2 separate regions of the Homo sapiens genome follow, and region 1 is linked to region 2. Evidence: read pairs that join two places in POLR2A ChIA-PET (ENCODE). Cell type or tissue: PC-3. All regions are shown on one strand. Links, peaks and the distances in the headings refer to the core of each region. The heading gives the core; the rest is flanking DNA.

Region 1 (5,377 bases), core at 57-5,056, 980 kb after region 2:
ACAGTGTTCTGTTAGACACTCAGAATGCCAGAGACCAGAAGATCAAAGGAGAAGGACGTGGGACTCTGGAACAGGAACTAGTTAAAAATCTGATACAGCCTTAGAAGGCAGGCCATCATTAAGAATTGGTAAACAGGTTTCCCTAGAGGCCAGCTTTATCCTATGGGTTAGGTGGAGGGAATTCTTTGAATAAAAAATAGCTGCCTAGATTGCAAAACAAAACAAAACAGAACAAAAATCTCACAACCAGGTCACTTAAAATAGTGTTTAGAGAATGACTGACTTTTGTTTCCCTGAAATATAAATGATTGAAAAGCTTGTTTATTCTTCAACTTTCCCCCTAGCATTTGTGATGCACATGCTGAGGCAATGAACTAGCACAGAAGTCGAAGATAAAACAAACATTACAACCCAGTAACATGTAAATGCAAGAAAGTGAGAGTATCAGTTATGAAAGGCACCTTTAATACCAGGGCTAAACTAATTTGTTATAAATATTCTGGCAACATCTAATGTTAAACTTAAAATGTTTTGAAAACATAAAAATCCTATAGCATCCTGGGTCACTTACTCCTTAAGAAAATACCTCATTGTGGCATATGATCTGTTTCATTGTTAAAAGAATTTATTATAGAATTGTATCACAGAGTTGATGGTGTGACATACTTTTAAGCCTTAAAAACTAAAAATGATTATAAGTATACTTGGTATCTCATCCACAGTAGTCTCAGTGAATTCAACTTCCCTTTGGCTGAATTCAATAACTAATATTGATTGTCTACCATATGCAAGGCACTGTGCCTTGACATGCAGACCAGGGACCAGCACTACCTACACTGACATTGCAATCTCTCAAAAAAGATGAGTCTTAGCTCACACATCTGGCCCTAAATTAGAGCCAGTTGCCAATTTCTTACTTTATATTCAATAGATATCAAATGAAACCAGTATAGAAAATGTGTCCCCTGAAATAATGGGACTGAAGGAAACCAGTGTCTTCCTAAGTGAGATTACTTTCCTAAAATTAACTTACATTTTTTCAAAAAAAAGGAAGTAAAGATAATTTTATGACACTTCAATTTAAAAAGAAACTCCCAAAAATCTCAATCTTGCTTATATTGAATAGAATCATTGAAAAATGTTCTTGAGAAAGGACTATTACCACTGGGTCCATTTTGAAGATGAGGTCTTATATGTATTCCTTAAATTAAGAGGAAACCACACACACACACACACACACACACACACACACACACACTCTCTCTCTCTCTCTCTCTCTCTCTCTCTCTCTCTCTCTGTCTTTCTCCTAATACTTACGTGCATTCCCACAAGCACACGCCCTGTGTTTTCTAGCCTGTAACATATGAAATCACTTCCCGGGCAGATTTTTGGGTTCAGACATCACCTATGTTCCATCCCCCTTATTTACTAGAGGCACCTGGGCACATCACCATACCAGGTCTCTCTGTAGCCACCTACATTACTAACCTAGATAATGTCAGTTTAATCTTGCTATGCTTCAGTTTCTCCCATCTGGGAAAACAGAGAAAATAATACGCTGTCTCTCTAAAAAGCTGAGTGAGAGGATAATAGAGATGAATTATAGAGCCTCTGTAAAGAAATCTGAACTCCTTGTGGTGAGGAACTCCACACATAGAAGGGGCAATTACTGCGATTCAAACAGTAAAGGAAAAATAAAGCAGATCTATTAACGTTTAAGAAATTAAATCACAGGCAATTTATTTTTGGTAGCATAAAATAAATTGATAAGTCAACAAATCAAACTAAAGATAAAAGCTGAAAGTAATTCACTATTTTATCTAAGTCTCTTAACTAAAATATGAATGACAGGTTTTAATCCAAGAAAAAGATAAGTAGCCAGCATCTCTTATATATTATTCTTTACTTAAGTTTCATAATAAGATGTCAACTATTCATTAGTTTTGTTTATATAATTTTGTCTGAAATCACTGCTTTCCCTTAAATATGGAACATAGACATGAAACAGATCCAGAGAGCTCCCCGTCTCCACCCAGGAGGATTACATTTAAGCAATCTAGGCAGCTCTTATGCTGAGGACCTAAGAGAGAATGATCATTATTTCATGATAATAATCTATACTAAAAGAAAATTCTTCTAACCTAACCCCTTGGCCCCCATTTTGAGCAAATAGCGTTCTCTTCCCAACATAATGCAAAACCCAAACTGAAATGAACCTACAAAAGCTAACACTTGGCTGGGCGCGGAGGCTCATGCCTGTAATCCCAGCACTTTGGGAGGCTGAGGATGGGCGAATCACGAGGTCAGGAGTTCGAGACCAGCCTGGCTAACATAGTGAAACCCCGTCTCTACTAAAAATACAAAAATTAGCCGGGCATAGTGGCGCATGCCTGTCCTAGCTACTCGGGAGGCTGAGGCAGGAGAATCGCTTGAACCTGGGAGGCGGAGGTTGCAGTGAGCCGAGATCAGGCCACTGCACTCCAGCCTGGGCAACAGAGCAAGACTCCATCTCAGGGAAAAAAAAAAAAAAAAAAAAAAAAAAAAAAGCTAACACTTTCTGAGCACCTACTGCTGGCCACCGTGTGAGGGCATTTTAGTTCATTCAGCCCTAACAACAAATCCAGCAGATAGGTATTATCCACTTCTGATAGAAAAGGGCACTGCAAGTTTTAAAAAGTGTAGTTTTGCCCAAAGAGGCACAGCTAGTCAAGTGAAGAGCTTGGATTCATCAAGAATACAAGTGAAAAAATTCCTACCAGATTGCTTCAAACAAAAACACTGCCAATTTTAGAGTACAGTCATGCATTACTTGATGACAACAAGGATACATTCTGAGAAATGCATTGTTAGCTGATTTTGTCATTGTTTGAACATCATAAGAGTGTACTTACACAACCCTAGATGGTAAAGCCTACTATACACCTAGGCTATGTGTGGTCTAGCCCGCTGCTCCTAGGCCAGAAACCTGTGTAGCGTGTGACTGTACTGAATGCTGGAGGCAATGGTAACACAATGGTAAGGATTTGTGTATCTAAACATAGAAAAGAGGCAGTAAAAATATTGGTCGGGTGCAGTGGCTCACGCCTGTAATCCCAGCATCTGGGAGGCTGAAGCAGACGGATCACTTGAGGTCAGGAGTTCAAGATCAGCTTGGCCAACATGGTGAAACTCTGTCTCTACTAAAAATACAAAAATTAGCTGGGTGTGGTAGCAAGCGCCTGTAATCTAGCTACTCAGGAGGCTGAGGCCGGAGAATCCCTTGAACCCGGGAGGTGGAGGCTGCAGTGAGCCGAGATCGCACCACTGCACTCCAGCCTGGGTGACAAGAGAAAGACCCAGTCTCAAAAAAAAAAAAAAAAGGTATAATTTTATGGGACCATGGTCATATATATGCAATATGCGGTTTGCTGACTGAAACACTGTTACATGGCACATGACTGTATGTACATTTATGTTTACCTAATCTGACCCCCAAAAAATCACTAGCAGGGCACCCAAAGGTGACATAAATGTGTACTATTGTGCAGCACATAGCATAAACTTCCTGAACTACATTATTGCCAATTTGTAGGCATTACTACCCCTTTAAATTCCAGCTTGGAGGAGGCTAGTTAATGCTATCACTAGAGAGTGGGTTTTGAAAAGTGTGCTCTAGACATCAGAATCTGTGCCGTGCCCACCCTCAGTCTGAATACGCAATGTCACCTCCCCTGAAGCTACTTCAAAGGGTGAGTAGATCATCTGGAAGATGATTAAGACCTCATTAGAGTCATCTGTTTCATTGATACTGTCTGCTTTTAAATGACTTCTTTTCAATTTTGGCTGAGTGGAATTTTAATGAATCTTATCAAAATCATTAAAAAAAACCATACATAACAAAGAAAAACCCAAGTATTCGGTCATGGTCTTACACTAAATACTGCGCGACAGGAAATGTTCTTATTCAGCCCAAGAACTTAACAGATACCCTAGTAAGGTCCCTTTAAAAGAAATCTGGCAGCTAGGTACCTTAGCATTGAGGGGACACACAGACAGAGCACTTCTGAAAAGCTGTTCCTCACTCCGCCACTCGCCGCTGCGCAGCACACATCTCAGCGTGTTGATGAATAAGATTCCCAGCACGACAGCGGCAATGAGTTTCTTAAGAACAGAAAGACATGGTAATTGTCACCAGTGAGATGCATCCGGTCATTCTGTTCATCAGCTGGCACCACTCTCAGTTGATACCTTTTTCTTGGTATGTTTGCTCAGGGCTCCGAATCCAAAAGTCAGCAGCACACAGTACCCAACGCTGGGGAGGTAGAGGACACGCTCTGCGACCACGAAGCCCACTCGGAAGAACAGGTTACTCGCGGGGAGAAATGGGATAACGAGAAATCCCAGGCCCAGAGTAAGGATCCTGGATGATGAAAAGTATTTAAATAAATGGCTATTTCCAGACTTCTCAAGAAAAACATCCTACTCCACATTAAATTAATGCTAAAGACCTTTTCTTTTCCATGGCATCAACTGAGAAAAGATATTGTTGTCAGCCAAAGGATATCATCAGTAGAGACAGTTTAGCTTGGTAGCATGTGGATAAGGCACAAAAATATTCCTCTGGCACTTCACAGCGAGTCTAAGGGTAAAACTCAAAAGCCATACAATTCGTATGGAGAAAATTAGCATGATCGCATTTCTGAGGCCTTATTAATTCACCTACTCCTCACTATGCCTCAAACCATTTAGGTACTGAACAGTTCAGTGGATATTGTTGGTCTCAATTAATTCAAAAACTGTCCCAATCAGTTTTCACGGGGAAAAAAAAATTCCTCCAAAATGTAATGAGAATAATAACACTTAAGTAAGTTTAAAGTTTATGAAATTTGAAATAAACAAATACCATTTTTTGGTTGCTACATCACCACCATAAATTTCAGTCAGGGAGATACGAAGCTGAGCATTGAAACACTTCTGGAACCACCTGATCATTCCCAATGTCCCCTATGATGCAAGAGGATGAATTAAGACTCTAGGTCAATTTTGGTGGCTCCTTCTTGGGCCCTGTGGCTACAGTATTTCTATAAAAATCCCATTTTCTGTGGATAAGGGAACTGGGACTAAAGTTTGTGGCTCCTTAGAATTACTAACCAATTCAACACACAGGTAAACTTAAAACTTAATTTATTTTGAGACATTACTAATCTAATTCCATAAACACTTAGGCTTAAAGGAAATCACCTTAAACAGTTTTCTTTTTCATGAAACACATTTGTTTTCCCCAATTATTTTCTCAATAACTTTTTTTTCCATCAAGAAAGAACAGTCTCTTTGGGGCAATGGCTTATTTTGTACCCAGCTACAACAGAGGGAATCATGGCAGCGTTCACCAGGGTGT
Region 2 (5,377 bases), core at 76-5,075:
GATGCTTCATGAAAAAAAAAGAAAGTTTTCAGCCTGAGCAATATAGCAAGACCTCATCCCTACAAAAAATTTTTTAAAAATCAGACTGGTAGGCCAAGCGCAGTGGCTCACACCTGTAATCCCAGCACTTTGGGAGGCCGAGGCGGGCGGATCACGAGGTCAGGAGATAGAGACCATCATGGCTAACACGGTGAAACCCCATCTCTACTAAAAATACAAAAAATTAGCTGGGCGTGGTGGCGGGCGCCTATAGTCCCAGCTACTCGGGAGGCTGAGGCAGGAGAATGGCGTGAACCCAGGAGGTGGAGCTTGCAGTGAGCAGAGATTGCGCCACTGCACTCCAGCCTGGGCGACAGAGCCAGACTCCGTCTCAAAAAAAAAATCAGAGTGGTATGGTGGCGCACACCTGTAGTCCCAGCTACTGGGAAGGCTAAGGCAGGAGGATTGCTTGAGCCCAGGAGTTTAAGGCTACGGTGAACTATGGTTGTCCCACCGTACTCCAGCCTGGGTGACAGAATGAGACCCTGTCTCAAAAAAAGAAGTTTTCAAGAGGGGAAGAAATAAGAAGAGTGTTAGAAACCTCAGTTGCCCATCTACTTTCCTCTCCTTGCCCAGGGTGACAGAAACTGTTGCCAAATTCTCACTGGCAGCAACTTGAGTTTTGATTTGGCTCAGGTACATGTGCTCTTCTAGAGAGTAAGGTCAGCACAGAGGCTGCTGGAGGGTGCTGGAGGCTGCCTCCATGGACTCTAGCACCACCTTTCCTCGTCCTGTAGCTGAAATCCTTGGAGTCATTCTTGCCTCCACTAGACCCTTGGATTCTGTGCATCTCCACATGGCTCCCAGCCATTGTGGCTCTTTTTTTCTGGGACTCTCCTCTCTCCTGTCCATCTTCCAGAAGTAGCTTTCTGAACACAGACGTCATTGCGCTCCTCTCCACAAGCAGCAGTCACTCTCAACACTGAGGAATGAAGACCTTACAGTGTTCTTTACACCCTAACCCAAGATTACCTTCCCAGAATCATCTTCCTACCCCATGTCTCTGACCTTCCAATCACATTAAAATTCTCAGGGTGGTGAGATACTCCAGCTCCTTTCTGTCTCTGCCATGGCTCATGCTGCTGCTTCTCCCTACAGAGCCCTCCTCTCATCTTCCTTGAGATCTTGCTGACCAAATATCTTCTCTTCTGATGACTTAGCAGTCACCCACACTGCCGTGGGCCAGCAGACACCCTTCCTCTGCCTTCCAGTAGCTTTGCCCAATGTGATCTCTGCTCTTTGTACCCTGTGCTGTCTCCCATGTTAGATCCAACCACCTAGGTCATAGCGCTACTGCTGGTACCTGATTGCAGGCCCAGCATCTGTCTTGGTGCCAAGCACATGACAAGAACTGAATAAATAGGCCAGGTGAGGTGGCTCACGCCTGTAATCCCAGCACTTGGGGAAGCCAAGGCGAGTGGCCTGACGTCAGGAGTTCTAGACTAGACTGGCCAACATGGCTAAACCCCATCTCTGCTAAAAATACAAAAATTAGCTGGGCGTAGTGGCGCATGCCTGTAATCCCAGCTACTTGGGAGGCTGAGGTGGGAGAATCGCTTGAACCCAGGAGACGGAGGTTGTAGTGAGCCAAGATCACACCACTGCACTCCAGCCTGGGTGACACAGCGAGACCCCGTCTCAAAAAAGAATTGAATAAATATTTTTTGAGTGAAATGGAATTCTGGGTTGTGGCTTTCCATCAGTTAAGATTCTTGGTTGTGGCCAGGTGCAGTGGCTCACGCCTGTAATCCCAACACTTTGGGAGGGAGAGGTGGGTGGATCATGAGGTCAGGAGTTTGAGACCAGCCTGGCCAACATGGTGAAACCCCGTCTCTACTAAAAATACAAAAAAATTAGCCAGGCCTGGTGGCACGTGCCTGTAATCCCAGCTACTTGGGAGGCTGAGGCAGGAGAATTGCTTGAACTCGGGAGGCAGAGGTTGCAGTGAGCCGAGATCATGCCATTGCACTCCAGCCTGGGCGACAAAGCAAGACTCCATCTTGGGGGGAAAAAAAGATTCTTGGTTGTAAGCAACAGACACCACATCTGGCTTTGGCAAGAGGGGGTTTTCCTGGAAGGATATGGACACATTCACACCGTCGGTGGAAAGCAACTGTAGGCATGCCGACATGAATCCTTCTCCATTGTGTCCCTGCTCAGCCACGAGAACAGTGTGCTGCCAGGGTGCTCAGTCTGTAACTCTGCTCAGGATGCAGGCTCCAGGGAGGGAGTGTCCAACTGGGCTAATAGGGCCCACCCTTTGGCTCTGGGAGAGCTGGGCTCCTTGATGATAATCCCAGCACACTGTCAGCTGTGGGTAGGATGAGGCAAGTTCCTCAGGGGGTGAAGTGTGTTTTGGGATAGTCAACAGCCAGTGACTGTTCACCACAGGACTAAACCTTCCATTTCCAGTGCTCCAGTGCCCCAACTGGCCTGTCTGGTGTGATTTGCCAAGTGTTCTGAGCAAGCAGGGAAGTTGTCCATTAAAATACAGATATTGGCCAGACATGGCTCACACCTGTAATCCCAGCACTTTGGGAGGCTGAAGCGGGTGGATCACTTGCACTCAGGAGTTTGAGACCAGCCTGGGCAATATAGTGAGACCCTATCTCAATTAAAAAAATAAAAAGCAGATATCCTGGGAAGGGATAACACTATAGCCCCTGCTAGCCAGCATTGATTTGCCAAAAGTAGGACCTGTGGGTGCAGGATCCAGAGTAGCCATGGATGGATGAGGTGCGAAAGGGTCCCGAATGTTCCAGCAATGCTACCCAAATGGCAAGTGGTGTCGTGGCCTCTTTCACCTCCATACTCAGGGAGAAGCCACTCAGAGGCCTCCACATAACAGGCAGGCTCTCGCCTGGGTGTCGGAGGTGAGGATGCTACTGAAGCTTATTGCTTCTTAAGAATCAATCAAATCAAAACAATGGATGCCCTTCTCCCAAGTGGAAGGGCTGTGCTGGCCACCTTGTATGACTGACACAAAGTTGGGAAGAGTTGCAGTCATGAGCTGGGGAGACACACCCTAAAAGCAGATGAGCTGGTGGCGGTAAATAACACTCCCATGACGACAAGTGGGCTTTGCACGTGTGTGGTAGCAGGGCATGGCCCTGGGGGAGGTGGGGCTACCTGAGGAAAATCACAGGAGGCAGGAATGTATACTGTTTGTTGGGAAAAGACAAGCCAATCTGAAGGGCAAGGGTTTGTAGAGGGGAGTGGTGGAGAGTGAGGTTGGAAGGGTGTTTGGGTCCAGTTGTAGACAGCCTTGAATTCTAGGCAAAGACTTCAGATGTTGTTTTCTAAGCACTAGGAGCACCTGTGGATGTTTCAGAATGGGAGTATCATGATGGATGTACTATTTTTTAAAGAGCAGGAATAAGCAGCAGGCCACTGCTAAGGAATCTGTGTCATGAGGCTGTTAGCCTGGGGACAAGGAGGACCGGCCAAAAAAAAAAAAGTCCTGTATATAAGGGGGAGCACCCAGCACACTTAGGTTCCAGACCTCCATTCCTAGCAACTCACCTGTAACTCCTGGCAGGGGTCTCTGCCTCCCTCTACTCATCCAAAGATCATGGTGCTTGTTCACCAGCCTTATGATGATCCAAAGAAATAGTGATCTTTCATGTTTAAATAAACCTACTTAATTACGTGCATCTGTTTGGAAATTCAGACACACCACATGAGAAGCTACTGGGACTTTTTTCTCCTTTTCTTGGCTTCTCATTTGTTCTCTAGCTTTTTCTTTTTTTTTCATCCTGGCCAGTTATTAACCTTCTCCTCCACTTTTGAGTCTCATAATTGTCCAGATCTCCCAGGACGCTGACAGTGTGGTTTTGGTTCACTTGTTCCTTCTCCTGCTCAAATTTCAATTGATTCAAGGGTGATATGCTGGGTATGATGGGCTGGACATGCCCATTTTCATTCAACTCATCCATAACTAGGATATAAGTGAGGATACAGATTTGGGTGTTATGGCCAAAAGATCTTCAAATACAATGACTTTATCAAGGATAATTTCTTCCCCCCTCACTTGAAACATGGTTAGGTGGTGCAGGGCTGATAACGATGGCTCAGTGAGGTCTCAGGCTCCTTTAGCTATGGTTCTGCCAACCTCAGCACATGGCACACATCTTCCCCAAGGCGGCTGCTTGGTTTGCTCCCACCACGTGGGGTAGGGGGACACATGCCTTCCTTTATGGGGACACTATATTTCTGCTCACCCTGACCACATCCCATCAATCAGAACTTTGACCCATGAATACACTCAGATGCAGGAGAGGCTGGGAAATGTTTTCCTTAGCTGGGCATCCATGGACCTCTCCCTGGGTCCATCCTAGAGAGTGGAGTAGCAGCATTTGCACCCCAGACCTGAGGGGTAGCTGAGGCTGGGCTGGCAGTGGGGAGTGAGGCCAGGAGCTTGGATGTGCAGGCTGGCATGTCCCACACATATGGGGCAAAGAGGAGGGGCTGGCTGGGGCTCGTGTCCTCCTCCGTACCCTCATCCCAAGCCCCAGTGCGGTAGGGTGGGCTGCTCCAACCCAAATCTTCTTCTCCCAAGTCTTCTCTTTCCCAGCATATTATGCTGCTTCCATTTCACCATAGTTTCACTCACTATCAAGGTCTCCAAAGCAATCCCATCATCTACATATTACTTGATTGTTGTGTACAGGGTATTGGGTGAAAATGAAGGTGGGCAGAGCACATAGCCTCCAACCTCAAAGCCAGTAATGTGCCAGATGAAAGGTAAGTCACAGTCTTTAGATTCAGTAGCATTTTAACAAAACTAAAATGTCAGGCCGGATGCCGTGGCTCACGCCTGTAATCCCAACACTCTGGGAGGCTGAGGCGGGCTGATCACGAGGTCAGGAGATCTAGACCATCCTGGCTAACACGGTGAAACCCTGTCTCTACTAAAAATACAAAAAATTAGCTGGGCATGGTGGCGGGCGCCTGTAGTCCCAGCTACTAGGGAGGCTGAGGCAGGAGAATTGCTTGAACCCGGGAGGCAGAGGTTGCAGTGAGCCGAGATCGCGCTCCGAAGTCCATTCTTTCTGTGCAGTGGCTGATCTATCAGAAGAAGAACCCCCTTCCCCACCAGGCCTAAGAACCCATGGGAGTGATGGCCCAGCACTATGGTGTTGCATTTCTTTCTTTTTTTTTTTTTTAGACGGAGTCTTGCTGTGTCATCCAGGGTGGAGTGCAGTGGCGTGATCTCGGCTCACTGCAATCTCTGCTTCCTAGGTTCAAGTGATTCTCCTGCCTCAACCTCCCAAGTAGCTGGGATTACAGGCACCTGCCATCATGCCCGGCTAATTTTTGTATTTTTAGTAGAGACGGG

What was found. ChIA-PET counts read pairs that join two places held together with the same protein. Peaks named below come from ENCODE experiments on the same cell type or tissue, not always from the same donor. Only the 100,000 strongest peaks of a DNase experiment are listed, where the experiment ranks them.
Region 1: POLR2A ChIA-PET joins it to region 2 with 5 read pairs; 2 of 35 experiments call an interaction of 5 or more read pairs at or near these places.

The regions. Positions count from the first base shown.
Region 1 is chr13:100,630,797-100,636,173 of GRCh38, forward strand. TMTC4 (transmembrane O-mannosyltransferase targeting cadherins 4) reads right to left here. Exons shown (of 19, transcript NM_032813.5): 11 at 4,228-4,399; 12 at 4,009-4,140. Among named protein-coding and RNA genes, the nearest start is that of TMTC4, 41 kb to the right of the region's middle. In PC-3, for the core only: no CTCF peak of the experiment used is centred there; a DNase peak (open chromatin) is centred at 2,825; H3K27ac peaks cover 1,167 bases.
Region 2 is chr13:99,649,891-99,655,267 of GRCh38, forward strand. The region is part of intron 1 of CLYBL (citramalyl-CoA lyase); the gene reads left to right. Among named protein-coding and RNA genes, the nearest start is that of MIR4306, 9.5 kb to the left of the region's middle. RefSeq lists an enhancer at 5,223-5,377. In PC-3, for the core only: no CTCF peak of the experiment used is centred there; no DNase peak of the experiment used is centred there.